6 separate regions of the Homo sapiens genome follow, and regions 1, 2, 3, 4 and 6 are each linked to region 5. A link is a loop called in an ENCODE intact Hi-C map of the cell type or tissue named here. Cell type or tissue: heart left ventricle. All regions are shown on one strand. Each heading gives the region's core, and the rest is flanking DNA. Links, peaks and the distances in the headings are about the cores only.

Region 1 (4,000 bases), core at 1-4,000, 250 kb after region 5:
TGCTGGCTGTGCTGGCAAATGGCTAACAATGAGATCTCAAACAAAAAAAAGTGGTTTGTAGGGCTTCTGGATTTCCATGGCGTAAACACTCCCACCAGGGGTCAACTGGAAACTACCAACTGAATGTGGAGTTAGAAACACAATAGGTGCTAGAGAGGCGGCGTGAGCCTGCTCCACACACCGCTGTGGCAGGACTCAGGGACCACTGACTTCCCAACACCTGGCGGGCCCGGACCAGAGCAAATGCTAGTAGAACGGAGCAAGGATGGGTGAGTGGGTGGGTGGGTAGGTGGAAGATGCTAGAAACAGCTTGTCCTTTGCCAGTTACTGCCACCCAAAATGCCATGGAAGAGAGAAAACGAAACAGCTCCATCTTGCTGAAATGCCTTGCCTGATGTCAGACAGATCCTGTCTGCCCCAGGGACCACAGTTCCCCCATTGCAGGCTCATTCCTTTACCAATTGAAGGTCTGGGGCTGTCAAGAGCCCCTGGGGACTAGCATTTTGGCAGAACTGCAGTCCTGCGGATGCTCATGCTACACCCTGGTCCGGCCGTCATCTCGCAGGCCCCCAGATGGTATCCTGTCTCCAGTCTCTCCTTTCCACTTCACCCACCACAGTCAAGCCAAAATCTGATAATGCAGGCAACTGAGGACAAAAAGTCTGGGCCTCTGCCCACATAGGCCTGCTCCTGGCAGCACAGTCCCTGGAGGAGGGTCGGGGATTGGAAGTCAAAGGCGAACAGCACTGAGGACCAGATGAGCATCTCACTCTACCAAGGTCTGACCCTGGCCCAACTGGATGAAGTTCGGTGCTAAAAACTACTCCTGGGCAGCCCTTCTCTACCCCACCCACCCAATCCCAGTGATTAAATTGATGAATTGGCTCTAAACTGGACATTAACCTCCCCTGGGTCTTTGGTTATGACCTGTGTTTTCACCCTCGTTAATCTAAATGTCAGAGCATCTCCCGGAACCCTGCAACCTTGGCTGAGTTTGAAGATGAATGTGGCAGGCCACATGTTTTGTTCCACCCATAGTCAGAAAGGGCAGTTTGTGTCTGCTTTTGCCAAAAGCTAATCTTCGGGGAACCCAAGGTGATGTTCTGTGGGCCTGATGAGCTAGATTATGAAGGCGGAGGAGCTGGCACATAAGTGAGAATGGGGTTTTTCCTTCCTGGTGGGGCTGCCCTGCCGAGCACAGTCCCCGGGAGCTGGCCTGCCTGGGCCCCGGACAGGGGCTGCAGGAACTGCTGAGGATAGAGGTGCAGGACACCCCTGGGCCCTTCACTGTCAGGGCTCTCTCTGCATGATGGGGGCCCTCCCATTCCGGGTCACGGCTCTTCCAGGGCCAGCAGCGCCTCGGGATGGCTGATGCTGTGTGGCGTCAGGACAGGGCTGGCAGTGCCTGAGCCCCTGAGACTCTGCGTGGGGAGGAGGGGCTTACCTTTGTTAAAGAAGTCACAGTCATACGCTGAAAGAGAGAGAACAGGAACTTCCTGAGAGCCAGCCCAGAGCCTGGAACAGACAGACAGAGCCAAGGCTCCCAGCATCCCAGCCTCCCTTCTTCCCCAAGTGCTGGGCCTGGCCTGCCTCCCACATGTCAAGATTTGGGAATGGTCATGGATGCAGATGTCTTAAGTGGAGGAAAGAGAATGGCTCCTCTCTGGGCCGACAGCACGAGGCTCAAAGACTGGCACACAGTAGGCACCTCAGCGATGTGTCAAGTAAATGAACAAACGAATGAATGTTGAAAAGAAGCAGGTGTATTTTGTGTGGCGCCAAAGAGCAGGATTAGAACCAAGGAGTGGGAGTTTTAATCAGAAATGTTGCGGAAGGCCCCCAGAGGAATGCAAGCACAAGATGGAGGCTGGTCTTCCAAGAGCCTTCGGTGGGAAGGGGACCGGGAGCCCCCAGCATCCCCGGCTTCTTCAAGCCCCTTGCACTGCAGAGGCGCTTCCACCAGCCGAGCTGTGAGAAGCTCCCGCAAGCGTGAGCTCAGCTTGCCCTCTAGTGGTCATCCCCAGCACCACACCCTGTTCCCCTAGCCCCTCAGCTGCAGATTCTCAGTCCACTGAGGTGTGCCTGGGACCTTGCAGGAGACCCCTAAAGCCAGCAGCAAAGCCATGAGGAGCCAGGCGGATAGACCTGGGATAAAGCTTAGGAGCAGCATGCTTCACACATAGGCACGGTCTGAAGAGAGCCACCGACTCACTGCACACCCCAGACCACAAGGTCAATGCATCTGGGGTCACCCTCCAGAAAGAACACTAGGAGTCAGGAGACAGGCCCGCCATGTGGCTAGGGGCACGTGCCTGCCTCTCCCTCCATCTGCAGACTCAGAAGGCTGAACCAGAAAATTAGAAAATCTCCAAGTTTCTGGTTTCCAGGGTATACCCAGTCAAGGGGTGGTAGCCGAGAAGAGTCATTAAAAAGCCAGCTCTCTAGAGTCAGACCTGAGTTCAAATCCCACCTCCCTCACTCATCAGCTGTGCATACTGGACCAAATTACTTAACGTCAGTGAAATTTAGTGCCCTCCTCTAAGGTGGGACCGCTACGTACATCTGCCCCATAGACCTGCCAGGGCCTGGACCAGGGTAAGGCAAAGTGCTCATCTTGGATGTGAAATTTAAGGGGCTACCAAAAATCTCAGTAATCAAGATAAATACTATCTTAATGCAATATTTTTAAAACATCAAAATTAATGCAAAAATATCCATGATAAATAAAATATTACAATTTAAAAATAAAGACAAGATCATTAACAGTCTCCCACTGAGCCAGAGTAGAGACTGAGACAAAAGGAAACATTAATACTATTGATCCTTTGATAGTTTGTTCATCACAGTATTTTTACAGCAATTTTTATTTTACAGAAATATTATATTGAAACATTATTTCTCTTGATTACTGCATTTTTGGTGCCCCCTGAAACTTTGTACCCCAGGTAAGCACCTCAATCACCTCCCCCTAGTCTTGCATATTAAATGAAGTAATGCACATAGGCACAAGGCCTGGCACACAGTGGACCCTCAGCAAGTGTCCTTCTGCTCCACCTTCTTCCTTTGGCGTCTTGCCTGCAGGCCTCAGGGCTCTGGACATGTCAGTACCGGGTGTCCATGAAAAAATGACAACAACCCCCACATTAGCACAGGGCACTGTGCCAAGTGCTGTACATGCAATGCCTTGTTTAAACCTCACAGTACCCTACAAGGTAGAAGCAGTTATCTTCACCCTTCTATTACAGACGAAGAGACTCAGAGTGTGAGGAATATGTCCCAGGCCAACTCAGTGGAGCTTGGGGCCAAACTCAGTCAGTCTGACCCCAGAGCGCAAGGCTGTGTAATGGCCATCGCACCCCAAGGTGAGGTGCTTGCACGAGGAAAATCCTTTGGTGCGTGGGAATAAATAAAAAATAATCAATGAAGAATTTAGCCTTCTTTATATTTTCTTTCATCTTTTAAATATTAATTTTTAAATTTGTTTACATATTTTACTTGAGGAGTATATCTATGGATGCATATCTATGTACGCATATGTATGTGCACAAAATGATTTTACTTGATAGGTGTGTGCAATGAAAAGCATCTGCAGACCACCATTACTCTGAATAAACTGATCATCTGTGCTGCCTCTGATGGGACCTGCAAACCTCAGCTGACAAAGGACTTCTATATTCATCACCCAGTTTGGTCCTCAGAGTCAACCTTGGGGGCAGGTCTATTCCTGCTTCTCACACAAGAAAATTGAGCCCTAGAGAGGTTGGGTGAGTTGTTTGAAGTCACATAGCTTGCGAGTGGTAGCTCTGGGTCTAGGCTCCTGACTCTTCTAACAAAGTGGCTATGAGCTCGGGTTCGCATTGGACTCTCTAGGGATGAACCCTGGCTCCTCCACTAACCTTGAGCATGTTACTTGATCTCTCTCTCTAGGCTGTTTCTTCAACTGTAAAATAGGAAATATATAGCCCTGTTTCAAAGGGTAGTTGTAAGAATTCAATGAATA
Region 2 (5,008 bases), core at 24-4,023, 76 kb after region 5:
AGGACCTCGAGCTGGGCAGCCCGAAATCAGGGCAGGAATTCTACTCAGCTATGGAGACAGGCTCTGCCGGGGGTGAGAACCCTTGCACCTGCCTTTGCAAGGGACCCTCCTGCCCAGATCCCATGCACCATCTCTGCCATCTACACAGCCTGAAGGGAGCCATGGTAAGGACCAGATCAAAGGCTGTCTAGCGTTTCCAAATCACACCCGCCCCCACTCTGTCCCAACACCGGGTCAGTAGCCTGAGTCAGAGACTCACACCGGACTCCTGCCCCACCAAGCAGAGCCCCCCTGGCTCCTGCTAAGTTAGTCCTCAGCAACCTGGCGGGCCGCGTTGTCTCTTCAGAACATCACGAGACCAACCGCGTCAACCTCCTTACCCAGGGGCACCAGTGAGGTTCCTCTAGCAGGCTCTTGCCTGCTGAATTTGGCCGCCCAGCATCTCCCTGGGCCCCCAGGCTCCACACCTCCAGACTGAGTGCGGGGTCCGGGGTCACCCACGGAACTAAGGAAGCAGTCTGACTGGATCTGGAATCATCGCTACAGGGGGCAGAGGTGAAAGGTCAGATCGACATGCCTCTAAGAGGTTTCCTACCTGCTCTGTTAATTTCTAAAATTTCTTCCTGGGCCAGCGGACATGTGTCACTCTGAGTACTGTGGTGTGGAGAGTTTACGACAGATTTACAATAATTGGGAGATCCCAGCTGCGGTGGCCGCGGAATATGCTTCTTTTTTTTCTTTGGTAGTTTCTGCTTAGCCATGGCTAAGGAGTAATACATCCCGAAATTGTTCACGATGACGGGCACGGGCATGGCGATGGTGAGCACGCCCGCCAGCGCACACAGAGCCCCCACCAGCATGCCGGACCACGTCTGCGGGTACATGTCTCCATAGCCCAGGGTCGTCATGGTGACCACGGCCCACCAGAAGCCGATGGGGATGTTCTTAAAGTGCGTGTGCTCACTGGCGCTGGGGTCATTGGGCTGTGCCCCTATCCTCTCGGCGTAGTAGATCATGGTGGCGAAGATCAGCACGCCCAAGGCCAGGAAGATGATGAGCAGCAGGAACTCGTTGGTGCTGGCTCGGAGCGTGTGGCCCAGGACCCGCAGGCCCACAAAGTGGCGGGTCAGCTTAAAGATGCGCAAGATGCGCACGAAGCGGACGACGCGCAGGAAGCCCAGCACGTCCTTGGCTGCCTTGGAGGACAGGCCGCTCAGCCCCACCTCCAGGTAGAAGGGCAGGATGGCCACAAAGTCAATGATGTTGAGCGAGTTCTTGATGAACTCTACCTTGTTGGGGCAGAAGATGACACGCATGAGGAACTCGAAGGTGAACCAGACCACACAGACGCCCTCGATGTAGGTAAGGAAGGCCTCCGTCTCGGCCTCCCGGTAGTAGCGCACTTGCGTGCCATTGCGAACGTTCTCGATCTCCGTCTTGTTCACGATGGGGTTGAAGCGCTCGTGGGTCTCCAGGCAGAAGGTGGTGATGGAGACCAGGATGAAGAAGAGGGAAGCGAAGGCCACATACTGTGGGGATAAAGACACAGTGTCAGAGGGAGGCCCACCCAGAGTGGAGAAGCCTGGGTTGCCTCTGTCCAGTCCCAGGGCCAGGCGGGGGGAGATGCCAGCACCAGGCCCCCTGCAGCACGTGCTACATTTCCCTCCTCAGGGCACAGGGGGCCTGCACGACCGTCAGGGCAGGCTCTAAAACCCTCCTACTCCGCCTTCCATGCTGTCTTCTTCCCCCTATTGCCAGCTAGATGTGGAAGCCCCAATAACTAGTATAACTACAGAGGGAAGGAGCCTGGGTCCCTGAAAAGAAAGACATCAGCCACATACCCACATTGAACTGTTACCTGAGTGGGAAATAAATTTCCATTGTGTTCAGTCACTGTGATTTGGAGCTGATTTGTTAAGGCATTTAGCTACCCTGCCCATTTAGCTAGCCTGCTGGGGCTGAAGTTTGCAAAGAAATAAGAGGGGGCAGCTAGAGTGGAATGAAGCCCCTCAGAGGCCAGATCTCCATTTGTTCTCCCAACTCCAGGCTCTTTGCTCTTTTCCATGGGTCTGTACCTCCCTCATGTGGTCTCTTTCAGGTTCTATCCTGCCTAGAGCTGAAAAAAATGTATGTCTTCCCCATGGTCATAGACAGCTTTTTAAAATGTACCCCCTCTCTCTGTCTTCCTAGGAACTTGCACCACAACATGGTAATGAGTTCCCTGTCCTTGGAGGTACTCAAATAGAGGCTGAATGATCTTTTGTGAGAGAGACTGTTTGAGGATTCAGGCATCAGGAGGAGAATTGCACCAGGGATCCCCAAAGGCACCATAATCCATAGGCTCTGCTTGACTCCTTTCCAGCCCTAGGGTAGGGGTGTGAGTGGGAGGGAGGAAGAAGCTGCTGGAGGCCTGGGGCTTCCCAAACATGTGTGGGCACCTACTCTCTCAGACAGCACCAATGAGAAGGAAATGGCCAGGATCACCCTGCCTGTCCAGAACCACCTGCTCTGGCCCTGAGCCCCCAGCAAAAAGGTTTGGGAGACCCTTTGGTTTGGTTTGGAGGCCTCATCTAATGACCCCCTAGGCTTCTCTAGCCTGCAGCAGGCATGGGTACCGAGGAGACAGAATCAAGCAGCTTTCTGAGTTTCAAACCCTCCTGCTCAGACTGGATTCTGGGGCAAGGTCTCTTCTCACAGTCTCCTGCCAGCCCCGCCGGGACTCTAACACACTGTGGCCTCCCTTGGCCCTGCCCTGGGTGGATGGGCCCCTGCCAGTCAGCCCTCTCTCAGGGGCCCAGATAGTCACTCCCGCCTGCATGTCCTCACTGCACCCCACCCTTTTGGGTCCCCCTTCTCCCTGCCTAGCCATGGCCAAAGCAGTGCCTTCTCCACAAGGCAGCTCCGGGCTACAGTCTGCAAGGCGTGACACCTTTGTTCTCTGACCTGCCCTCATAGATCATTTGGAGGAGGGCCAAGGTCGCGCCCTGTGTCAACAGCAGGAGGCAGCCATGCTGCCCCTAGAGGCCGCCTTGTTTGCAGTGATGCCCCTCCCCCACCCAGGGGGTGCCCTGGAAGTCCCAGAACAGTCTTGTTTGGATTAACCATGGTCACAGGGCCTGACACTCAACCTGGCAGGGATCTGGGAACCAAGAATTATGTGGACCTTCCAAACCACATTCTGTGTTGAGGGAAGCTGGGAGCAAAGGGAAGTGACAAAGTTGGCATCTCAGAATGACAGAGTGAGAGTAGCCTGTAGATATGATCTGTTCTGAGACACCACATGCTACGAACGGGGAGCTGAGGCCCAGAAACGGGAAGAGATCTGCCTAAGCTATGCCAACGGGACACTACTAGTCCTGTTGGTTCCAGAGCATTGTGCGATTTTCAGAAAACTGTCTCCTGAGCCACTATCAAGTGTGGTCCATATGCAGCCTTCCTTCCTTCCATCCATCTGTCCCTCCTTCCTGTTTTTAAATTTTTATTAATTAATTAATTTATTTATTTATTTTTATTTTGCAGAGATGGGGTCTCTCTATGTTGTCCAGGCTGGTTTTGAACTCCTGGCCTCAGGTAAGCCTCCTGCCTTGACCTCCCAAAGTGCTGGGATTACAGGCGAAAGCCACCCCACCTGGCCTATCCCTCCTTTCTTTCACCAGCACATCATCCTCCCTTCCTCCTTTCCTTTCTCCTTCCCTGCCATCCATTCATCCTTTTTAATTCATTCATACACCCATCCATCCACTCATCCTCCCTCCCTTCTTTTCTCTCTCCCTCCCTTCCTTCTTTCCATCCATACATCCATTCATCTTCCCTTCCCTCCTTTTTTCTTTATCTCCCTCCCTCTTTCCTGTGTCCCTCCCTCCATCCCTCCCTTCCAACCACCCATGCACCCATCCATCCATTCCTCACAAGGCACCAAGTTCTGCCTGGCACAGAGTTGAATAAGGCCTCATTCCAGCCTCAGGGAGCTCCCTGCCTAGCTCAGGTGAAGGATACATTCAGAGACAAGTACAATGCAGTGGACTGAAAAGCTGAACCCTCAGCCCTATGAACTAGAAGAGGCTGGAAAAAGGTCAGAGTAATGTGGGCGCACTTGAGAGAGGCAGGGTAGAGGCTCAAAGCCATGGCTCCCAGATCCAGAAAGACCAGACCTGGAGCACAACAGAGGTAGACCAGGAAAACAATGTAGAAGCAACGGGAAGAGGCTGCCATGCTGGCTGCAAGTTTAATGAGCTCCAGAGCTCTCTCCATCACCAGAGTTGCCAAGGCTCTTGGAGCTAAAACACACATCCTGGTCTGCTGGGTATCTGGCTTCAGATCCCCCCTAGAAGGCCGCATTCTGGAGCTTGGCGTTCACAGCCCAGAGACTCCCTAAGGGCAGGGCAGGCCCCCCAGCTGCACCCCCTGCCCTGGCCTTTGTATGGGACGAGAGGAACAAGCACACTGTGGATGACCGAACGGTGCCAAGAGGCAGGGCCCACTGCACACTTGGCTCTCAATCCTGGCTGAAGGCTGGAGGCACCTCCCCTCCTCACTGCCCCATCAGCCAGGACATCCCATTCCCAAACCGCCCCCCCCCCCACCAACATCCATTCTCCACTGTACTCCCTGTTCATATGGGACTCTCTCCGGGCAGGGTCACTGCCATCAAAGCAGGTTTAGACTTCAGTCTTGGCTACCAGAGGGTGCTTTCAACTGGAATCCCAGCTCTGCCCATGCAGCCCACAGAGAAAGTCCAAATTCCCCAGCCTGGCACACGAGGCTCTCCACGTCCTGGCCTCATTTGATTTCCCAGGGTCCTCTCCCTGCATGCACCCAACATTCTTGCCATGTGCAGCTCTCTGCCATTTCTGACCACAGAGTGTCTCCCCACCTCCGTGGTTTTGTACCTGCTATTCCTTCTGCTGGAGAGTGCTCCTGCCAGTCTCTGTCTGGAAAAATCCCATTCATCCTTCAGGGCCCTACTAAGTGACCCGTCCCCTGAGGTGAGGTTCCCCTTCACAGCCCT
Region 3 (5,008 bases), core at 511-4,510, 120 kb after region 5:
ATGTCTGGGAGCTGGGTGGGAGCTGCTGCTTGCTGTGATTCCTCCATCTTCACAGTTGGTCCTGGGGGTGGGAGTTCCAGTTTGAACCTCAAAGCCTTCCTGGCCCATGCCTGCTGCTAGTGCCTTGGTTTACTCAGTAAAGCAATCACTCCTTTACTCCTTACTTGTTTCAGGATCCGTCCCAGGCACAAGGACACAAGAGATGAATCTGACCCAGCCTCTGGCCTTGAGAAGCTCCCAGCCTTCTGGGGAGGTGGCCAGGTGGGCCTAGGCAGGACTGGGGAGGTCAGGCCCGTCTCCAGGGGTGGCTGGGGTGGGAAAGAGGCTTATTGATCCCAGCTCAACCCAATCGAACACAGGATGCCTGGGCAAAGGGCGATTTAATTAAGAAGATATGAGGCTTTTATTACTGCTGGCACTTTCTAACTGTGCAGACAGCTGTCCCTCTACCCTGACCCACAGATGCCGTTGTGAGCCTGGGGACAAAGCTGTGCCACAGACATCGCTCTCCTTACTTGGCCAGGGGAATCCCAATCTAGCCACAGGAAAATCTGTGTGTGGTGGGTAAAAGGCTTGAAGGGGTGGAGAGGGGCAGGGCAAGGATTGACAGATGGGAATAGGACAAGGGGAGAGACAGAGAGGCTAAATTAAGTCAGAAATGGGCAGAGTTGGGCAGAGACAAAGAGAGGGTTGGATTTTGGGGCCTGCATGGCACCTCCTCCCTCCAGATATTGATCTGTGTGATTCCTCTAAATAGGAGCTGTTTCCCCTTCAATCTCAGAGTAATGCAGGGATGAGAGTGATTTTGAGTGTCCCTTTCACCCTGACCAGTGTGAGTCCCCATCTCCTAACCACAAGGAAGCCTGGCCTGGTGTGGCCCGGCCTGGTGTGGCCCATCCTGGCCCATATTCAGATCCCCGGGACATGGGTTCTCAGGAAATTCTGTCCCAACATTGGTAGAAGATGAAATAGAAATGGAGAATCCAGAAGGAAGAGAAAAAGGTGGACACAGAGGCAGACACATACACACACACACACACACACACACACACACACACACACACACACACACAGCTGGGAGAAATCAAGATGGGGAGAGACAAGAAAGCAGCCTCTCCAAACCTTCCTTTCTTTCTACCCAGATGTCCAGCCCCTCTTCTCACCCAAGAATCTTCTGGGATTCTACTAGCCATAGGGTTCCAGGACTTCACCTCTCTCTTCACCTGCAGAACCACACGGGATCAGAGTATGGCTCCTGATCTTCTCCATAGCTCATCTGATCTCCATAAAAGGACCATCAGCTCCTCCAGGGCTTCTTGTTTGCTTCCCTCCAGAGTGCCCAGAATACAGTAGATCCTCACTAAGGTCCAGATGATTTGAGAAAGGCTAGGAGAGAGGCTGGGATCCTAGAACCCAAGTGGCAGAGACTGTGGGAGTCTGGAACACCTAATGGAGACCAAGTCAGGAGGAGGGACTTACCCAGGGTTTTTTAGGGAATCAGTGCAGGGCCCCATCACTACGCCATGGCGAGTCCTAATAGGGGGCTGCAGTGTGACCCAGGCAGTTGGGGAGGGGGCACAGAGAGACAGAGAGAAACAAGGGGCTCCTGGTAGGCAGAAGGTTGGGTGATTAGGGGCTCTGGACGATGTGTTAGAAAGAGGGAGGTAGGCCAGGGTTGGAGGCAGAAGGAATGTGAAAGGGTATTCATTGCACCCTAAAGCCCATTACACCCTAAAATCCCCCAAGAGGTAAGCAGAGAAAACTCAGACACAGGAGCCTCCCCAGCAGGAGAGGGTAGCTGTTCCCAATGTGCCCCACACTGTTCCACTTTAGGATTCTCACTTTGATCCCTGATGACACACCCCCAGCCCAGGCCCCAAAGAATGGCCTCCCTTGTGGATCCTGAACAGGACATCAAACTTTCTTCTCTCACTTCCCCTTCACACTGCGAGAATGCTAGCATTTGCAAACAGCCTAGGAAAACCAAGAGGGCAACACAGAAGAAATCAACAAAAACCAAAAACCAGAAAACAGAGAAACAGAGGGTTTTGGGGGGAAATAGGAGGAAGAATGACTAACCATTCCCTAGCTTCTCACTCGCAAACACTAACGACAGACCCCCAGCTAGACTGAAAACCTCACTCCTTTTCCACTTTGGAGCAGCACCTCCTATTCGCAGCCATTTGCCCCTCCCTTGCAGAAGAAAGCTTGTGGTCTGGTGCCAGAGGGTCTTTGGTAGCTGGGGCTGGTGGGGGTGGGAGCAGTTGTGGTGTGGTATGTTCAGTGGCTAAGAGCACAGACTTTAAAACCAGACTGCCTGGATTCAAATCCCAGCTCCAGTACTGACTAGCTGTGACCTTGGGCAAGTTACTCAACTTCTCTGTGCCTCGTTTTTTGCTTTTACTGTTGTATTGAAATAATAATAATAACTCCTGTATCCTTAACATCTAAGTTCTAGAATTTCTCTTGTTTAGGCCCAAGGAGGGATTGCTGGGCTTCAGTAAGCTTCATGTAGGAAAGGCTAGAATATAAGCTGGTGTTGGGAGTGGACTAAAAAAAAGGTGAAGGGAGTTCTGAAGCCAAGTTTGGCCTATGTTTTCCCACCTGGCACTTGCAGGCCTTAGATCTGGTCCTGCTAAGCTCTGGAACTGGCCCAAGTCCAGCCCCTAGGCTTTTGTCCAGGTTGGCACATCCTCCATGCTGCTCTCCCAGGCCCAGAGCCTCAGCCCTCCTGGTGGGCTGGGGTGCCATCTTGTGGCCATGGCTGGGAACTAACCTAAGCTGGGTATTGACCGAGAAGGCTTTGAGGATAGTAACCCTGCTCTGATGGTAAGCCGTGGGGGTGGCAGACATCCCCTCCCTAGACCATACCGCCTGCCTCCAATGGTCAGGGAAGATTGAATCCAGAGATGCCGTAGTGGGAAATTGGCGACCTTGGCCACAGATCTGTAGGTTGAGCAGTGACCCTGGTAACCTGGGCTGAGCTGCAGCGAGGTATACAGCTAGCTGTTCCTTCTTGGAAACTCTGGGGCAGGGGCACCAACATGGCTTAGGCCATGGGAAGTCCAGAAAGGGGCCAAGGTGAAGAATACTCTTGGAAGGTGTCTAGACCAGGGTTTCTCAACTTCTGCACTGTTGACATCTTGGCTCAGATGTAATCCTTTGCCAGGGTTGGGGCCGGGTGCTGTACTGTGCATTGCAGGATATTTAGCAGGCCTCTGTCCACTAGGTGTCGGTAGAAGCCTCTTCCCTAGCAGTGATCACCAAAAAGGTCTACAGACACTGCCAAATGTACCCTGGGAGGTAAAATTTCTTCCGGTTGAGAGAACCACTGATGTAGACAGACTTGGTTACAAATCCCATTTTTGCTATTCACTAGCTGCGTCAACTAGTCCCATTCCCTCTCTAGGCTTCTATTTCCTCATTATCCATAAAGGGACCAATGTCTGGTAAGGATTAAATGACATGGTACCTCATTTCCTCTTCTTCCCTTTTCTCCCTTCCCTCGGGCTCCCTAGCCCACTTCTCATCCCTCTGTGACCAGCCCTTACACCCCCTCCCCCTCATGGACTCCTACCATCCTTCAGCAATGTCCCTTAGGGTGTCAGTGTGGCCCTGGGGACAGAGCATTAGCCCTCCCTGGGCCTGGATGCCTCTCCCTGCAGGCTGTGGGAGGGAGGTGCGGAAGTGTGAGATGAGATGATGGCTGTGGTGAACATGGTCAGGTGTGCATATATGTAAGGAGGCTGGGTGGGTACAGGCCCTCCTGCAAGCATGTTCACAGCAGGACTGTGCAGAGGACACTGAGTTCTCCTCCCAGAAGCAGCTGGAGACTCGTGGCTACCCTAAAGGTCTTCCCTCTGCGGCTCCTCTGATAGGGAGAGCCTGGCAAGTTCTCTTGTATGTACACCTGTGGATGTGTCAGCCTGCAGGTGAGCATGGTCAGTATGCAGAGGTGGGTCCAGGGTGTGTAGGGCCTGAAGCCTGGAAGTTTTGGGGGTCACTCTTTTAAAAAAAGAAAGCAAAAAAGAATACAAAGTTGGATACAAAAGTGAATATTTATTTAGACTTAGAAAAGGACTCAAGACCAAATATAAATTTTAAGAAGCTGACATATACTACAAATATTTAAAAATACAGAAAAAAGCTTCATATTTTTATTAACTGCACGGCACACCTATATAATGATTTAAAATAAGTTACATTTATTTGGAAGCATTCAGTATGCCAACAAAAACAGATGCAACTTTTTTTGCAATTACAGAATAATATTTAGTTAATACATTTATTTTACATAAGCTACATCGAAGATGACTGGAAATTAAAAAATCATCACCTTCCCTCCAATATAACTATTTTTTTCTGTGTACTAACAAGACCCTGCTTTACATTTCTATGCCAATTTATAGGTCCCGGGTAGTACCAGGCACAGTTAGTAGCTACTGAAAACACCTCCTGGACAGGACTACTTAAAGATACATTATGAAATGCAAGGGACCCAGAAAACTCACAACAGTATTGAAGAAGGAGAGTAAAGCTGGAGGACTCACGCTTCCCAATTTCAAAACTAACTACCACACTACAATAATCAAGACTGTGTGGTATTGGCATAAGGATAGATAGATAGATCAATGGAATAGAATTGAGAGTACAGAAATAAACTCATATATTTATGGTCAATTAATTTTTGACAAGAGTGCCAAGACAATTCAATGGAGAAAGAATCGTCATTTCAATAAATGATGCTGAAACAACTATATATTCATACGCAAAAGAATGAATTTGGATCCCATACTTACACCATATTAAAAATTTTAAATGGACCAAATTCCTAAATGTTAGGGCCAAAGTCATATAACTCTTAGAAGAACTTGAAGTAAGTAATCGTTTCTTAGATGTGATGTCAAAACCATAAGCAAAAAAAAAAAAAAAAAAAAGGAACAGGTAGATAACTTGGATCTTGGATCTCATCAAAATAAAATAGACATTTGTGCTTCAAAGGAAGTGA
Region 4 (5,008 bases), core at 584-4,583, 130 kb before region 5:
TTAAAGTCATGAGTTTTTATCCTAGAATCCTTAGAATGTCAGTAATGGATGGAAACTTAGAGATCATCTGGCCTTAATTCCTCAGTTTAGAGATGTGAAAACTGAGGACTAAATAGGGGAGGCACAGTGAGTGAATGAAGGAGCTAGGACCAGAACTCAATCAAGTCTCATGACTCTCAGTACAGTGTTCTTTCTGCCTTGTTACATTCTTTCCAGAGATGATGAGGAAGTGTGGACGACTTAACTAGTCAAATCCAGGGACCTGAACCAGGAATGACAGTTCCTTCTGTATAAGAAGTTCTGCTTTGGCCAGGCATGGTGGCTCACGTCTGTAATTCCAACACTTTGGGAGGCTGAGGCAGGTGGATCTCTTGAGCCCAGGAGTTTGAGATCAGCCTGGGCAGTATGGCAAAACTCTGTCTCTACAACAAAATATAAAAAAAATTATCTGGGTGTGGTGGTGCGTGCCTGTGGTCCCAGCTACTTGGGAGGCTGGGGCAGGAGGATGGCTTGAGCCCAGGAGGTGGAGGTTGCAGTAAGCTAAGGTTGCGCCACTGCAGTCCAGCCTGGGTGACAGAGTGAGGCCCTGTCTCAAAGAGAAAAAAAAAGAAGTTCTGCTTCAAGAAAACACTTATTCTTACCTGAAGAGTGCAGCCATAGATTTCTTTAAGGATATGTGTGTGGAGTAGAAACTGGGAAATGGTTCCTGAGAAGCGAGGGTCAGGAGGCCATTCTGGGATTCACAGAAGCAGCTACATGAGAATACAACAGCAATCATAACTCTCACGGACCACCTTTATTACTATAAAGTACTTTCACATCCATGTTCTCATATGAAGTTGGCAAGATGAGTATTATTATCCTTACTTCACACAAGAGTCCCTAATTCGTTAATGGCATTGCCCTGTTTCACACAGAAGGGCAGAGCTAAAACTTGAATCCCATCTTTTGTCCCCAAGCCTGCTATTCTAATTCCAGATCTTGTGTTTCTCAGAGAGCTCTAACTCATCAGCTAAACTTCTTTTACCCTTCAAAGAAACATCTTTCCCCAGCTTTTGACAGTGATACTACATTTCGGCAAGCAATTGGAAGGAAATTCATAGGTATCTTTAGTCCTTTAGCAGATATTTGTGAAATGCTTATCTATATGCATATAGTACTATGCTACAGAATACAGGGGAATATAAAATCCAGAACCACCTTTAGGAAGCTTGTGGTTGGATGAGCAACTAAATATTTAGTAGAAGAATAAAAAGATTGTGGCCAAGGGCCGAAGGAGTGACCCAGACACTGCAGGCTCTAGGATTTCAGGGGAAGGAGAGGTCAGTGTGGGTGAAGTTGGTCAGGGAAGGGTGTGAAATTGTGGTTGGGCTTTGGGAAGGTCACATTTTAATAGATGGAGAGTTTGACTTGCTTCTCTTGCTTTCTCTTTGTCCTCTGGCAAGACACTAAACTCTCTGGTCCCTTTCTTCCATCTGGCCAATACGTTTACATAATAATCTTTAAGGGTCATTCCAGCTCTGAAATTCTATCCTATAAAAAATAAAACTGGCCTAAAGAAATAGTCATGGATGTATTCAAAGATTAAGTATAATGCCATTTACTGCAGCCTAATTTATAATGACAAAAACAAAGGTATGGAAACAAATAAAATTGAAGAGAGATTGGTTAAACAAATTGTGGCAGAGCCATATGTTGGAATATTATATTGTCATTAAATAGAATGTTTTAGAAGGATATTTAATGACAGGAATACGCTCGTGGTATAGTAAGTGAAAAGAATGATTAACCATACTGTAACTTCTAATTTGTTGAAAGAAAAAAAGAATGTTTCTGTAGAAAAGACTAGAAGGAAATGGGCCAGGTGGGATTATGAGTGAATTTGTTTTCTATGATGAATTTTGAATATTTTCAATTTGATTATAGCTCCTATAAATACTATTTTAAAGTTAATAAGATCACTTACCCCTCAGTGCAAGAGACTGGCTCCTTTGCCATCTATTCCCATGTATATATGTCCTTGACAAGTCACTTGCACGGGCCTCAATTCGGAGGTTGCATGGAAGAGAGGCAAGATACTTTAGCAGGAGGCAGGAGAGTGGCCATCTATTTTTGGCTCGGTCATGAGTCAGCTTTGTGACTTTGGGTAAGTCCCTCCTGAATATCCCTGAGCCTCAGTTTCTTCATCTGAAGAGGGGAGTTGGAGGTCACAAAAGGTCCTTTAAGTTGCAAAATATATTTGTTCCTAAAGATGGATAATTTCTCCACTATTGTGGAACTGGCTAAGAGGCCTCTTTGGCTTCTTGAGCCTGGCCTCTTTCTTTTCTCTCCCGCTCCCCTGCACTTGGGCTCTGCTGGCTGCAGGCTGATTTCTTTCATTCAGAGTTCAGGGTGAATTGGAGTAGAAGTTGAGTGACAGGGTCTCTGCGCAGGTAGGGTGTAATGACAGCACTGAACCACTAGAGGGAAGCATTGTTTGATTACTTTCCCCTTTCCCATTTTTTAGCGGCTGTGTCTGCAGGTGAAGATCAGTCTTGATTTGCCTGGGGGTTTCAAATTCTAGCATTTTAGAATTAAAAGGACTTCGAAGATCATCCAGTAAAACCCTAGTATGCTGCAGATGTGCGATGATAGAGGCCTGGAAAAGCAAGCGACCTAGTTAAAGTCACACAATGTGCTTTTTCAGGGTCTACACTGTAAAGGAAGGCTGCAGACAGAGCCAAGGGTATGATCAGTTGAGTCCACAAAGAATAGACAGGTCCCATGTTGTGCAGAAACCTAAAGGATCTACTTGTATACTTGCATTCACTGAGCGCCTCTGGCCAGGTGTTAAGAGGCCTGGAGATAGAGAAGAAAAGATATAACCCTGCCCGGAGGAGCTGCTGTCTGGCAGGGGGAAGCTCACACAAACACACAATGCTACCCCAGGTGTCTTCCCCACTATTTGGTGGTCTGCCTAGTCTAGGATCCAGGCTGTGGTGGTGGCTTGGAGCCTGGTTTATGGAAGACCCTGCAGGTGTTCTTATGAATGATCACCTCCAAGATTAGGGAGATACATTGGATACCCCAAGTTTGTATTTCCAGTTAATTTCTGCAAGCAGTGCTCAGCCTGTTCACGTGCCATGCCTTACTATTTCTTGAGGTTTGCGAGGAATCCTGGCAGTTTTTTCCCCACCTTCAAACAGCTTTGTTCCTTGGCTCTAGGCTGACTTTATTTTTGGTTTGCAGGTACCCACCAGCCCTAAGCATTGTGGCAAAGTGAAACCGTGTACTGGCCTGGGAACCAGGCAGCTCTGTGATCTTATGCAGGTTACCTTCTGTCTTTGAGAAGGGAGGTCATGTTCTCAGCTGCAGCTGTGTCATCTCTGCTAGAGAGATGAAGCGTTATCATTATATTTGGATTTTGTGTTTGGCTGTGAATACCCATTGATCTGTGGTCTAGAGAAGTGTAGCATGTGTGCACCTGAAGCAGAAGCAGGAGTCACCCTCTGAAGTGGGTGTATTCGACAAGGGGCTGGGCCTGCAGGGCCACCAGATGGCAGCAGTAGGCAGCCAGCTAGCCTTGGGATGAGGCTGGTAGAGTCATCATTCGGAATTAGTAAGGTCAGAGCTGAAAGGGCCCCTGGAGGTCACCCAGGCCTTCCCTGTTTTTGTATGGATGGGAGAACCTAGGCCCAGAAAGGGAAAGGGTCTTGCATAAGGACACACCCTGAGTTAATAGCTGATAGTCCTTGCTCTTAACAGGAACTGATATGGATCTGACCTCTAGCTGGCTGCCCCATGGAGATCCAGGGGACAAGGGCCAGTGAGCCAGCTGTGGGAGAGGACCTGGCAGTGGCAGTTAACTGTCTGCCTTTTTCCTGATTTCTTCAAGGGCCTGGTCTTAATGATTTTTCACCTTCTCACTCACAGCAAAAGCAATGTGCACATCTTTTCTGCTCGCCTCTGCCCTGTCCAGTTCTCCTCCTCAGTTCTCTGGACCAAGGCTTCCCATCACACTGTGCAATGGATAGAATTAGGGGTCATCTCTTAAGTCCTATACCCCACAGATGGGCAGGCCCAGGGCCTTGCCAGAGACATGCTGAAGACATGAGTTAGCACAATTGGTTGAATAAGAACATTTTTTTTTTTTTAATTTCCAAGGGGATCAGGTTAGGGCAGGGAGCCAGTGTTTGCCAAGTACTTACTATGTACTAGGTGCTCTGCCAGGTACTGCTCTACAGCCTGAGGGTAATACTGCTGTAGCCCCTTAAGGTAGGGTTCATTTCCCTTCATTCTAGGTGAGGATTGAGGCTCAGAGAGGCTAAGTGGCTTGTATAAAGTACCATAGCTAGTTAGAAAGCAAAGCAGACACTTGAATCCTGCTGTGTTTGATATCAAAGCTTATTTTATTTCATCATGCCACTTCCTCTCAAGGTGACCTTATGGGAAATGTAGCAATTGACTATCTTATTCCATTCAGGCTGCTATACCAAGTGATATAGACTGGGTGGCTTATAAACAATAGAAACCTATGTCTTACAGTTCTGGAGGCTGGGAAGTCCTAATCAAAATACCAGAAGATTTGGTGTCTGGTGATGACCTGCCTCCTGGTTCATAGACTCTCACCTTTTTGCTGTGCCTCACATGGCAGAAGAAGTAAAGGAGCTCTCTGGGGTTTCTTTTATAAGGCCAATGATCCCATTCATGAGGGCCCTACCTTCATGACCTCATCACCTCCCACAGGCCTTGTCTCCATAATATTAAGGGTTAGGATTTCAACATATGAATTTGATGGGGACACAACCATTCAGTCTGTAGCAGCCCTTTAGGCTTTAGGGAGGGGGCAACAGATATTTTGTCTCTCCTTCCTGGAGAAAGCTTCTGGGGGAGTTATGGTGGTGAACTGCCAGAGGGAGGAGGCCTTTGAAGCAGGAAAGGGCAGGTATTTATTGGAGCAGGTTAGGGAGTGGTGGCTGGTGGTATAAAGCCCACTGAGAAATGGTTAAATACCTTTCCCCTCTGTGCC
Region 5 (5,008 bases), core at 425-4,424:
ATAAATTAATCTCTCAGGTCCTAAGATTCCTCATCTGTAAAATGGGTCAAATAATATTTCCCTTGCTGGGGGTAATTTTAAGGATTCTAAATAATGTATATAAAGCAACCAGCATTGTGCCTGGTCAGAGTAGGTCCTCAGCACATGGAAGCTATTATTATTCTGTCTCCTGGTCCTGTGCTCTTTCCAGTCTACCAAGATGTCTACTACTGTAGATATAGAAGGTACAAGGGATTGGCCTTACCTGTCTTCAGCCCATCAAATGCTAGAAGTCTTTTCATTAGCCTCAAGGGTGGGGTTGGGGGGGTTGTTTTATCCCTTTCTAATAACAGAAGCTGGAGGCAGCTTTTATTGTATAGGTAAAACTTAAATAATTTTATATCAATACCAGAGCTGCTGCAAAGCAATAAAGTAAGTATCACGTATGACTCTTGTTGATAGTAAGTGCCCAGAGTCAGGAAATGCTTTTTGGATTTTAAAAATATGCATAGAATTTGACTAGGAGAACAAGAGATACTTCATGTAGGATCAACGGTGTGGAGGTAAGACAATGTAAGATTTGCTCAGCTTGGCTAGAACAAAAATTGTCATTGGTAGGGGAGCATACATGATAAGGATGGAAAAATAGACTCGTATATAGAGCTTCACATGTGCATGTAAACACACACATGTTACTCACATCTCCTATGCATGTACATTGCCAACCTAAAATACTTAGAATTGATTGGAAGCATTGGGTGAATAGATATTATTTCATCTCTCTATGATTTGTAGAAAAGCAATGTGGTCAGAAGAAAGAGAGCTAGAGTGGGGGTTGGGAGACCCAGATGTTGCTCTTGGTACCGCCCCATTCGACTGTATAATCTGGACAAGACATGGAACCTCTTTGGGCCTTATCTCCTCATTTATAAAAACATCTGTGCCACTTTTGGAAAATCCTTTGGAGCTATTATCAAGAGCCTTGAAGATGTCCATTCACTTTCATTTATTAATTCATATCCTAGCATTCTTCTCTAAGGAAAGATCTTAAATATGGAAAAAAACTTTATGGTTAAAGATGTTCATCATAGTCTTTTTATAATTTAGTAAAATTAGGAGCTACCTAATTTTACTAACATTTGGTAATGGATAAAAGATGACCTATCTGCTTCACTAATTTGTAGTGTTTATTAAGTAAGAATTGCAGCATTGGTCATGTAAAAATGAAAACAAAAAGGCACATATGAAAAATATACTGGGAAATATACTTTCCAGTGTAGGAAGCATTGTTGATGTTATCCACACCCTTCATGATCCAGACCCAGATGTTCACACCAGCTGTCTTTGTGCCACCACTATTTACTGTATATGGTGACCTCACTATGGTGACCTTAGGACATTTTCCTAACAAATACCTTTCATCCCTGTATGCTTTTGTATGTCTGGTTCATTCCTCCTGAAATTCCCTTTACTCCCTTGTCTCGCCATGAATATCTGCTCTTCTTCTAGTCCAGCTCTGCAAATTTCCCTGACTTCCTAGGTGGAATCAGTTGCTCCTTCATCCTTCTTTCTATAAAATTTGTAACTTGGCTCTAACACATATGTCCTCTGTTACAGTCTTCTTGTTTGTTTCCATCTCTGCACATAGACTGGGCCTTCCTTAGGGTCAGAATTGTGTTATCAACAAATCCCTAGGATTCAGCAAAGGGCCTGGCATTTAATAATCACTCAATATATGATTGAATTTTTACTTTTTTATTTTGATTTTTTGCTTTTCCATGTTTTCTGCATATTTTATAATGACTATGCATTGTGCTTATAATGGAAGAAAAATAGTAGTAATTCATTTACTCATTTACTTTAACAAGGTGACTGACCTAGTTCAGAGGTTCTCAAACTTGGCAGTTCATCAGAATCACCTGGAGAGCTTATTAAATTGCAGATACCCTGGCCCCTAGACAGACTTCTTGAGTCCCAGTCTCCCGGATAAGGACCTGGAATCAGTATTATTAACAGGCTACCAGTTATTGGGATGCTCAGCCATGTCTGAGAACCTTTGACCTCAGTACTGCTAAAGCCCTTTCAGCTTAAAATCTTCCTAATTCTTTGATTGGCCTTCTGTCCCTTGCTCCCCCTGCTATGAGAGGCTTTAGCTGGAGGGCATGTGGAGCAACAGGCCATACAATGGAGAATACCTGTACTAGCTTCATTATTGGGCTCCTCTTCTGTGCCAAAGACTGCTTTGTAAATAGCGTTTTAAAATATCTATACAATCATACTTTAAGGTCAGTTTTATTTTCTCCATTTTACAGATGAGAAAACTGAGGCAAAGAGAAGTTGTGACTTTCCCAAGGTCAAATAAGAAAGCATTGGATGCTGTGTTTCAATTCAGTTCTGTCAGACTTCAAAACTGGATCTAGAATTTCCCTCACTGCCCCTCCCTGTCCCCCTTCCCCCCAAATAAAGGAACCCCAGCAGGGTCACGTACAGCCCTGCTGAGTGCAGACACGTTCTGCCGTCTGCTCAGGCATGTGGAATTAGCATCCTTGGGCAGCAATGCACCACATAAGCAGAGGCTTGCAGCTCACCAAATGTGCTCTGGCGCCCACCCACCTGCTTACAGGGTGCAGTGAAGCAGTGGAATTCAATTTGCGGCAGTGACCTAAGAAGAGCTATTTTTAGTAAGAAAGTAGGTCAGGGGCTGCAGCGGTGCTGCCTGATAAAGGAACAGCCTCCCCTGTCACCAGGAGGCTTGCTCACTTCTCGCACAGCCAGTGTGGAGGTGAGGTGCAGATCTGACATCCTCACATGACTGCAGTTGTAATCATTACTGTGGAGCCACTAGGGGGTAATACACACACACATCTAAGACACAGAGGCTCTTGCCTGGGTTTGCTTAAGGTCTTGGGCCCTAGTCTTCCTCAGGAGATTAGAATCCCTTCAGGAAACACCTCTAACATACTAGGAGGCTCATCTATTATATACCTGCTACATGTCAGCCACCATTCTGGGTTCAATATGCATTCTCTCATTTAATCTTTGCAGTATCTCTGCAAGGTAAGTATTATTATCCCAGTTTTGCTGATGTGGAAATGGAGTTGCAGAGAAATTAAGAGATATACTCAAGATCACAGTGTTCATGTGTCATGGAGCCATTTTTGAATCCTGTGAGAGACTTCAGTGCTGATGATCGGATGACCAGACCATCAAACCATGCTGGAGGTGATTTTTTAATTACCATTCTGCCTCTGCCCCGTTTTGTTCAATACTTCAGAGAAAAAAAAATACAAAGATGGTGTTCTCCATCTGAACTTATCTGAATCAGGACAGGAAAGACCCAGGACACAGACCCTTTCCCCAGAGAGGAGAGAATACATCTCTACATACTGCTGCCCAATCATCAAGCCCAGTAGTTGCCAAAAACAAACCAACCACCTGATTTCCCTGGGCCTGGAGTGTTTCAGAATCCTCTGCCCCACTTGTTCTGCCGTGTATTAACTGCAGAGCTGTGGCAAATTGCAAGGCACTCATTGGCGATACACAGGTGGACATGAGCTTGTTAACAGAATGCAGTAATTGACATACCGTGATTCATTATGCACAGCACGAAGGACTCTAGTAGAAGCCCACTTTATGGCCAAGAGCTGCTGGCACCACCAACCTTGAGAATTTGTTCCTGGCTCTGTTCTGTCTCCCCAGCTAGAGAGCACCATCCCTTTAGGGGCCAGAAGCAGTCTGTGGCTTCAGTCTTATCTGCCCCTACCTCCAGGCAAGGAGTAAGGATACTTCCCTGGTCCCAGGCTGCATGACGTTGGAGGGAGATTATTTGTTCATTCATTCACTCAACAAGCATTTAAAAAAATCTGGCCAGTAATGCAGTGGAGAACAAGACAGATAGTTCCTGCCCTTCCAGAACTTAATCACCTGGTGACTATCAGAACTGCAAATTTCTAAGCACCCAATTCCCAGTTCTATAGACCTGGAAGTGGGCCCTCTCTGGACCTTAGTTTCTTTATCATCAAATGAGTAGAAAAGAGAGAATTGTATTGGTCAATCTCTTTTAGCTCTAAGATTTCAGACTCTGTGGTTATGGATTATAAACATGAGTCACAGTATCAGTCTTAGTCATTTGTATCCAATGCCAAAGGAAAAAAAATGAAAATCTCAAATTTCAGAATCTGGATGGGAAACATGGACACAAGCTAATTCAATTTCTTCACTTACAAATGGGAAAAATGAGGCTAAAAGAAGGGTGTGTCTTGCCTAGTATATCAGTGAACAGAGCCAGGATGGAGAGGCCAGTCAGCTGAGCCCAAGTCTTGAGACACCCCATTCCTACTGAGGCTGCCTCTTCACTCAGCACTGCTGCTGTGCCCCTGTTTGGAACCCTTTCTGCACTTGGCTTTTCTAACAGTGAGCTCTACTGAGTCTTCTACTTACGCCTCTAACCACTGCTTCTGTGTTTCCTTATCAGCCCCAGGGCCGATGGCCTGAGAGTAGAAGAAGGAGTAGGCTTTGATAGCTGAGCCCCCAAAGGTAAATCAAATTTAACTTTGTTATGCTAAGGCTATAAAAAAAAATGGACATGAAGAAGTTGAAGCAGAGCATGTAGAGTTTGCTGACAGAGTTCTCGAACAAGCAGTTACAGAGGCAAACCACAGTGAAACAACAGAAGAAGGGAACCTGGTGGAGATGGCTGCTGAGAAGTTGCTCCATGAACTCAGAGGACCTATAGAAGGGCCTACCTACACTCATTGTCTTAGAGCAGCCTTGCTAACCCACGGGCAGCGAGCTGCATGTGGCCCAGGACAGCTTTGAATGCAGCCCAACACAAATTTGTAAACTTTCTTAAAACAGGGGTTTTTTGTTCTGTTTTTTTTGTTTGTTTGTTTTGTTTTGTTTTTTTTTAAGCTCATTAGCTGTTGTTAGTGTACTTTTTGTGTGGCCCAATTCTTCTTCCAGTGTGGCCCAGGGACGCCAAAAGATTGGACACCTCTGGCGTAGAGCCTCTCTATACCCCTGGCCCATG
Region 6 (5,008 bases), core at 431-4,430, 87 kb after region 5:
ATCCAGAAAGAGCCCCCACAACAGCTGGGCTGGCCCATCCCGAGGTGGCAGGGGTTCCTATGGTACTTTCATCCCAAGATGCGTATCTTTTTTTTGGAAGTTGAAACATATAAAATGCACACATCCCGGAATGGTATTTCTTCCTGGATCCGCACATGTCTTACATCGGTGGCACCTTGGGCTTGTGGAAACCTGGTCATTAGAAGACCAGAGCACTGATGGAGGAGGTCCTCGGGGGAGGTTGCAAAAGCTGCCTGGCGGGTGGGAATGGAGAGACGAAGGCGCAGCACGGTGAGGGAGTGGCCCAGGGGTGCAGAGCACTCAGCAGGACCAGAGAGGGGAACCACGTTCTCCAGGAGCATCAGCACTGGGCTCCAGTGTGGCGATTTTCTTATCAAGTCTTGGCTCAGGCAGTATCCCTCCAGCCCTCCAGGCCCCTCTCATCCCTCAGGCCCACCTGCCTTCAAGATCCAGTCAAAGCAGCTGGAGTCTCATCAGAGGAGGTAGTGGCTGGAGCAGAAACGGCAGGACCGTGACGTCACACCCGCCTGCTTTTCAGGCCTGACTCAACCAGGTGACTGTGGTCAAGTCACTGTCCCTTTCTGAGCCTTCATTGTCTGCCTCCCAGTGGTTGTAACAGTGAGTTGAAATAATACACAGAGAGCAAGAAGGAAGTGTTCAGACACACCGCTGAGCCTCCACACAGAGCCTCTCACCTTGAAGCTCCGGTGGACCCTCCCGCCCTGGTCCTCTCCAAAGGTTTAGGATCATGTAGAAAAGCCTAGAATCTTCTAGTCATGGAACGGGAACTGCTGAGCTGGGAGGTGCCTGGGAGTTTGAGGCACAAAACACCACCATTGTCCTTCAGAGACCCGTCTCTTCCCACACTCAGCCCATGCAGTGTGAGTGAGGCTGAGCCTGGCCCAGCAGCAGGTGACCAATATCCAGTGATGGCCAGCCCTTGTCCTGCAGTAAAAGGGGAGAGGGTGTCCCTGAGGAGACGGCCTCAGAGGGATCCCGTGGGATGGGGCCGGAGGAGCTGTCTCTGGATTTAGCAACAAGGAGGCCCTGGTGGGGGCTAAACCCATGCCCCTGGAAGGGTAGAAAGGAGAGCTGGGAGTAAGAACCTTTCCCTGGAGGTGGTTGGTGGGGAACGAAGGAGGCAGGAGTGGGCAGATGCTGGTGTGATGGGCAGGATGGCAGGGGAGGGAGAGTGCTGGGGAGAGTGACTGAAGGGAGATCCAAGCGCAGAGCCCAGAGACTCTGGCTTAGTAGTTACGGGTGGGAACAGAAATTCACCTTTAATTTGTGCCCCAGGAGGCTCTGATGCCACCAGCCAATCCTGGCATTTGGGATCCATGGGGCCAGATAAGACCCACATGCTAGGCAGGTCTGATGCTTAACGGACCACGGTAGGTGCTGGCAAGTAGGCCACATGGTGGAAGGAAAGGAGGCCTGGACTTGGCTCCAGAGACCTGAGTTTGAATCCCAGCTCGGCCACGAACCATATGCCTATGGCCTAGTAACCTCTTGGAGATGCAGTTCCATCATTCTTAAAATAACACACTCCAGGAAGTAAGACAACATTGAGGGGTGTGGAAGAAAAGGCCAGGTGCCTAGGACTTCCCCAGATCCAGGGCAAAACCCCAAGACTGCTGGCTCCCTTGCACACTGGCATTCCGGGAGCTGGCCGAGGCGGCCCTGCACAAACAACAAACATCCAAACACAGAATTTTGTTTTTCACAAATTACCAAGAGGTGAGGGAGGTGGGAAGGTGAGCAGAGCAATAGTTAAAGGGAGAAATGTGTTAAGTTTTAGGCCTTTCTCTCTAATTCTTTCTGCTTCTGCTACCACTTGCCTGTTAAGGGACCAGGAGCCAAGGACAGCCTGGTGGGAACCGCCAGTGCAGCACACAGCCAGCTTCCTGTGGACGAGTCCAGGTGTGTCCAAGATCCAGCCCTGTGGCCTCCAGTCAGTGAGAGACATGGTCCTCGAGGTGAGGGGGACTTCCTGTCCCCATGCTTGCAGGGTTTTCCACGTGGACCCCTGCCTGTCTTGGGTGTCGGGAGGGAAAGGACACCCAAGGTCGCACGATGAGTGGGGCTCAAGCCAGAGCTGCCGACTTTCCCGCCTAACTCTGGTAACAAGAAAAGAGATGACAACAGCTTCCTGAGTCTTGGGCAGGCCCTGCTTCCGGGGCTTCCCATGCACTGTCCCGTTTAAACCTCGTGCCAGCCCAGTGCGGTGTTATCATGTCACTCTCTAGATGAGGAGCTGCCATTCAGAGGGAAAGAATCTTGCCTGAGGTCTCAGCACTGGATCAGTCTCACTGTCCTCGGGAACAACGGACTTCATTGCCTTCCATAAGCCCCCTAAGCAGCAGGCAGCGCGTGCAGAGGTCCCACCATGCGAGGTGGCATGGAGGTGCCCTTGTAGCCGGATCTGGCGACTCTGACCTTTCTTGGCCACCAGCAGGTACAGAGGGCCCTAGGGGAGGCCTTAGGGAGTGTGGTGTGCTGTCCCACAGTGCCCCCTGCAGTCCCACAGGCCAGGAAACCTGAATGTTAGTCCCCAGAAGGACCAATCAGGAGCCCATATCGCACCTGCTCCTGTGGACTGAGCCTTCCTCCTGGAGAGCAGATGGTAAATAAATACGGAGGCTAACGGGGGTCTCCTCTCACCCTCTCCCATTAGCATCTTAGACTTGGAGCAATACCAGGATCCCACGTGGGAAATTCCTCTTGTGTTTCAGGGCTTAGAACAAGCAGGTGTCTCCTAGTACGCCTGTCTACATTTCTGTTAGTAAATGATGAGTCATAAAACCCTTCACATTTTCTCTTTTGCTCTGACTGCCAGGGAGCTCGGCTAAATTTAGTGCTCAATTCTAGGCGAATCCTTTACCTGGGTTTGGGGTATAGCTATTTCTTTTCTTCATTATACTACATGTATTTTTTCTTCTTTATTTTTAAGGGTTCTGTGGTAGGTGTGTCTTAGGTGCCTCAAACATTTTTTTGGGAAAGCCACAGATTGGAATAAGAAATACGTGAATAAGATTCCCAGATTAGGCAGTGAGTAGGAAGGCGCTCCATATAGGATATGCAGACATGCCTCGTTCGACTGCGTTTTGCTTTATTGCATTTCACAGATATTGCAATTTTTTTTCCAATTCAAGTTTGTGGCAACCCGTGCTATTTTTCCAACAGCATATGCTCACTTTTTGTCTCTGTGTCATATTTTGGTTATTCTAGCAATATTTCAAATTGTCATTATTATTATATCTGTTATGGTGACCTGTGATCATTGATCTCTGATGCTACTATTGTAATTGTTTTGGGGAACCACAAATCACACCCGTATAAGATGGCAAACTTAATTGATAAATGTTATCTGAGTTCTGACTGGCTGTTCTCCCATCTCTCTCTCTCCTCAGGCATCTCTATTCCCTGAGACACAACAATATTGAAATTAGGCAAATTAATAACCCTACAATGGTCTCTAGGTGGTCTAGTGAAAGGAAGAGTTTCATGCCTCTCACTTTAAATCAAAAGCTAGAAATGATTACGCTTAGTGAGGAAGGCATGTCGAAAGCTGAGATAGGCCAAAAGCTAGGCCTCTTGCACCAAACAGTCAGCCAAGTCTGAATAATGCAAAGGAAAAGTTCTAAAAGGAAATTGAAAGTGCTACTCCAGTAGACACATGAGTGATAAGAAAGCAAAACAGCCTTACTACTGATAGAAAGTTTGAGTGTTCTGGATAGAAGATGAAACACAGCCACAACATTCCCTTAAGCCAAAGCCTAATCTAGAGCAAGGCTCTAACTCTCTTGAATTCTAGGAAGGCTAAGAAAGGTGAGAAAGCTGCAGAAGAAAAGTTTAAAGCTAGCAGAAGTTGGTTCATCAGGTTTAAGGAAAGTAGCTCTCTCCATAACATAAAAGTGCAAGGAGAAGCAGCAAATGCTGATAGAGAAGGAAAAGCTGTAGCAAGTTATCCAGAAGATCTAGCTAAGATCACTGATGAAAGTGGCTACACCAAACAAAAGATTTTTCAATGCAGATTAAACGGCCTTCTATTGGAATAAGATGCCATTGAGGGTTTTCATAGCTAGAGAGAAGAAGTCAATGCCTGGCTTCAAAGCTTCAAAGGACAGGCTGACTCTCTGGTTAAGGGCTAATGCAGCTGGTGACTTTAAGTTGAAGCCAATACTCACTTACCACTCTGTGAGTCCCAGTGCCCTTAAGAATCAGACTAAATCTACTCTGCCTGTGCTCTAGAAATGGAACAACAAAGCCTGGATGATAGCACATCTATTTATAGCATGGTTTACTGAATATTTTAAACCCACTGTTGAGACCTACTGCTCAGAAAAAATGATTCCTTTCAAAATATTATTGCTCATTGACAATGCACCTGGTCACCCAAGAGCTCTGATAGAGATGTACAAGGAGATGAATGTTGTTCTCCTGCCAGCTAACTCAGCACCCATTCTGAAGCCCATGGACCAAGGAGTCATTTTTACTTTCAAGTCATATTCTTTAAGAAATACATTTCATAAGGCTGTAGCTTCCATAGATACTGATTCCTCTGATCAATCTGTGCAAAGTCAATTGAAACCTTCTGGAAAGAATTTACCATTCTAGATGTCACTAAGAACACTTGTGATTCATCGGAGGAGGTCAAAACAGCAACATTAACAGGAGTTCAAAAGGAGTTGATTCCAATTCTCGTGAATGACTTTAATGGGTTCAAGACTCCAGTGGAGGAAGTCACTGCAGATGTGATGAAAATAGCAAGAGAGCTAGAATTAGAAGTAGAGCCTGAAGATGTGACTGAATTGCTGCAATCTCATGATCAAACTTGAACAGATGAGGAGTTGCTTCTTATGGATAAGCAAAGAAAGTGGTTTCTTGAGATGGAATCTATTCCTGGTGAAGATGCTATAAACATTGTTGAAATGACAACAAAGGATTTAGAATATTCCATAAACTCAGCTGATAAAGCAGCAGCAGG

The links. A loop is a pair of places that touch in the nucleus more often than their neighbours do. Peaks named below come from ENCODE experiments on the same cell type or tissue, not always from the same donor. Only the 100,000 strongest peaks of a DNase experiment are listed, where the experiment ranks them.
Region 1: it touches region 5 in a loop (2.1-fold over the local background); 3 of 110 quality-filtered maps call a loop at or near these places.
Region 2: it touches region 5 in a loop (5-fold over the local background); 19 of 110 quality-filtered maps call a loop at or near these places.
Region 3: a loop joins it to region 5, with 3 times the contacts of the local background. A loop is called at or near these places in 20 of 110 quality-filtered maps.
Region 4: a loop joins it to region 5, with 2.6 times the contacts of the local background. A loop is called at or near these places in 18 of 110 quality-filtered maps.
Region 6: a loop joins it to region 5, with 1.8 times the contacts of the local background. A loop is called at or near these places in 18 of 110 quality-filtered maps.

Annotation. Positions count from the first base shown.
Region 1 is chr11:17,597,142-17,601,141 of GRCh38, reverse strand. It overlaps OTOG (otogelin), which reads right to left. Exons shown (of 56, transcript NM_001292063.2): 31 at 1,445-1,471. Among named protein-coding and RNA genes, the nearest start is that of OTOG, 52 kb to the right of the region's middle. In heart left ventricle, for the core only: CTCF peaks have their summits at 1,821 and 2,025 (motif pointing left); a DNase peak (open chromatin) is centred at 1,981; H3K27me3 peaks cover 450 bases.
Region 2 is chr11:17,768,186-17,773,193 of GRCh38, reverse strand. KCNC1 (potassium voltage-gated channel subfamily C member 1) reads right to left here. Exons shown (of 4, transcript NM_001112741.2): 2 at 596-1,529. Among named protein-coding and RNA genes, the nearest start is that of KCNC1, 36 kb to the right of the region's middle. RefSeq lists enhancers at 946-1,446, 1,447-1,947. In heart left ventricle, for the core only: a CTCF peak has its summit at 2,082 (motif pointing left); no DNase peak of the experiment used is centred there.
Region 3 is chr11:17,728,952-17,733,959 of GRCh38, reverse strand. No RefSeq gene overlaps it. Among named protein-coding and RNA genes, the nearest start is that of KCNC1, 3.3 kb to the left of the region's middle. In heart left ventricle, for the core only: a CTCF peak has its summit at 2,745 (motif pointing left); a DNase peak (open chromatin) is centred at 2,709; H3K27me3 peaks cover 2,530 bases.
Region 4 is chr11:17,977,404-17,982,411 of GRCh38, reverse strand. All of the region lies in intron 8 of SERGEF (secretion regulating guanine nucleotide exchange factor), which reads left to right. Among named protein-coding and RNA genes, the nearest start is that of SERGEF, 33 kb to the left of the region's middle. In heart left ventricle, for the core only: CTCF peaks have their summits at 2,257, 2,460 (motif pointing right) and 3,533 (motif pointing right); a DNase peak (open chromatin) is centred at 3,531.
Region 5 is chr11:17,844,778-17,849,785 of GRCh38, reverse strand. All of the region lies in intron 10 of SERGEF (secretion regulating guanine nucleotide exchange factor), which reads left to right. It overlaps LOC124902642 (a long non-coding RNA gene), which reads left to right. Exons shown (of 2, transcript XR_007062610.1): 2 at 1-2,483. LOC107984317 (a long non-coding RNA gene) reads right to left here and starts at 2,411. Exons shown (of 2, transcript XR_001748144.2): 1 at 1-2,411. In heart left ventricle, for the core only: a CTCF peak has its summit at 2,817 (motif pointing right); no DNase peak of the experiment used is centred there.
Region 6 is chr11:17,758,085-17,763,092 of GRCh38, reverse strand. All of the region lies in intron 1 of KCNC1 (potassium voltage-gated channel subfamily C member 1), which reads right to left. Among named protein-coding and RNA genes, the nearest start is that of KCNC1, 26 kb to the right of the region's middle. RefSeq lists an enhancer at 2,014-2,515. In heart left ventricle, for the core only: a CTCF peak has its summit at 2,541 (motif pointing left); a DNase peak (open chromatin) is centred at 2,542.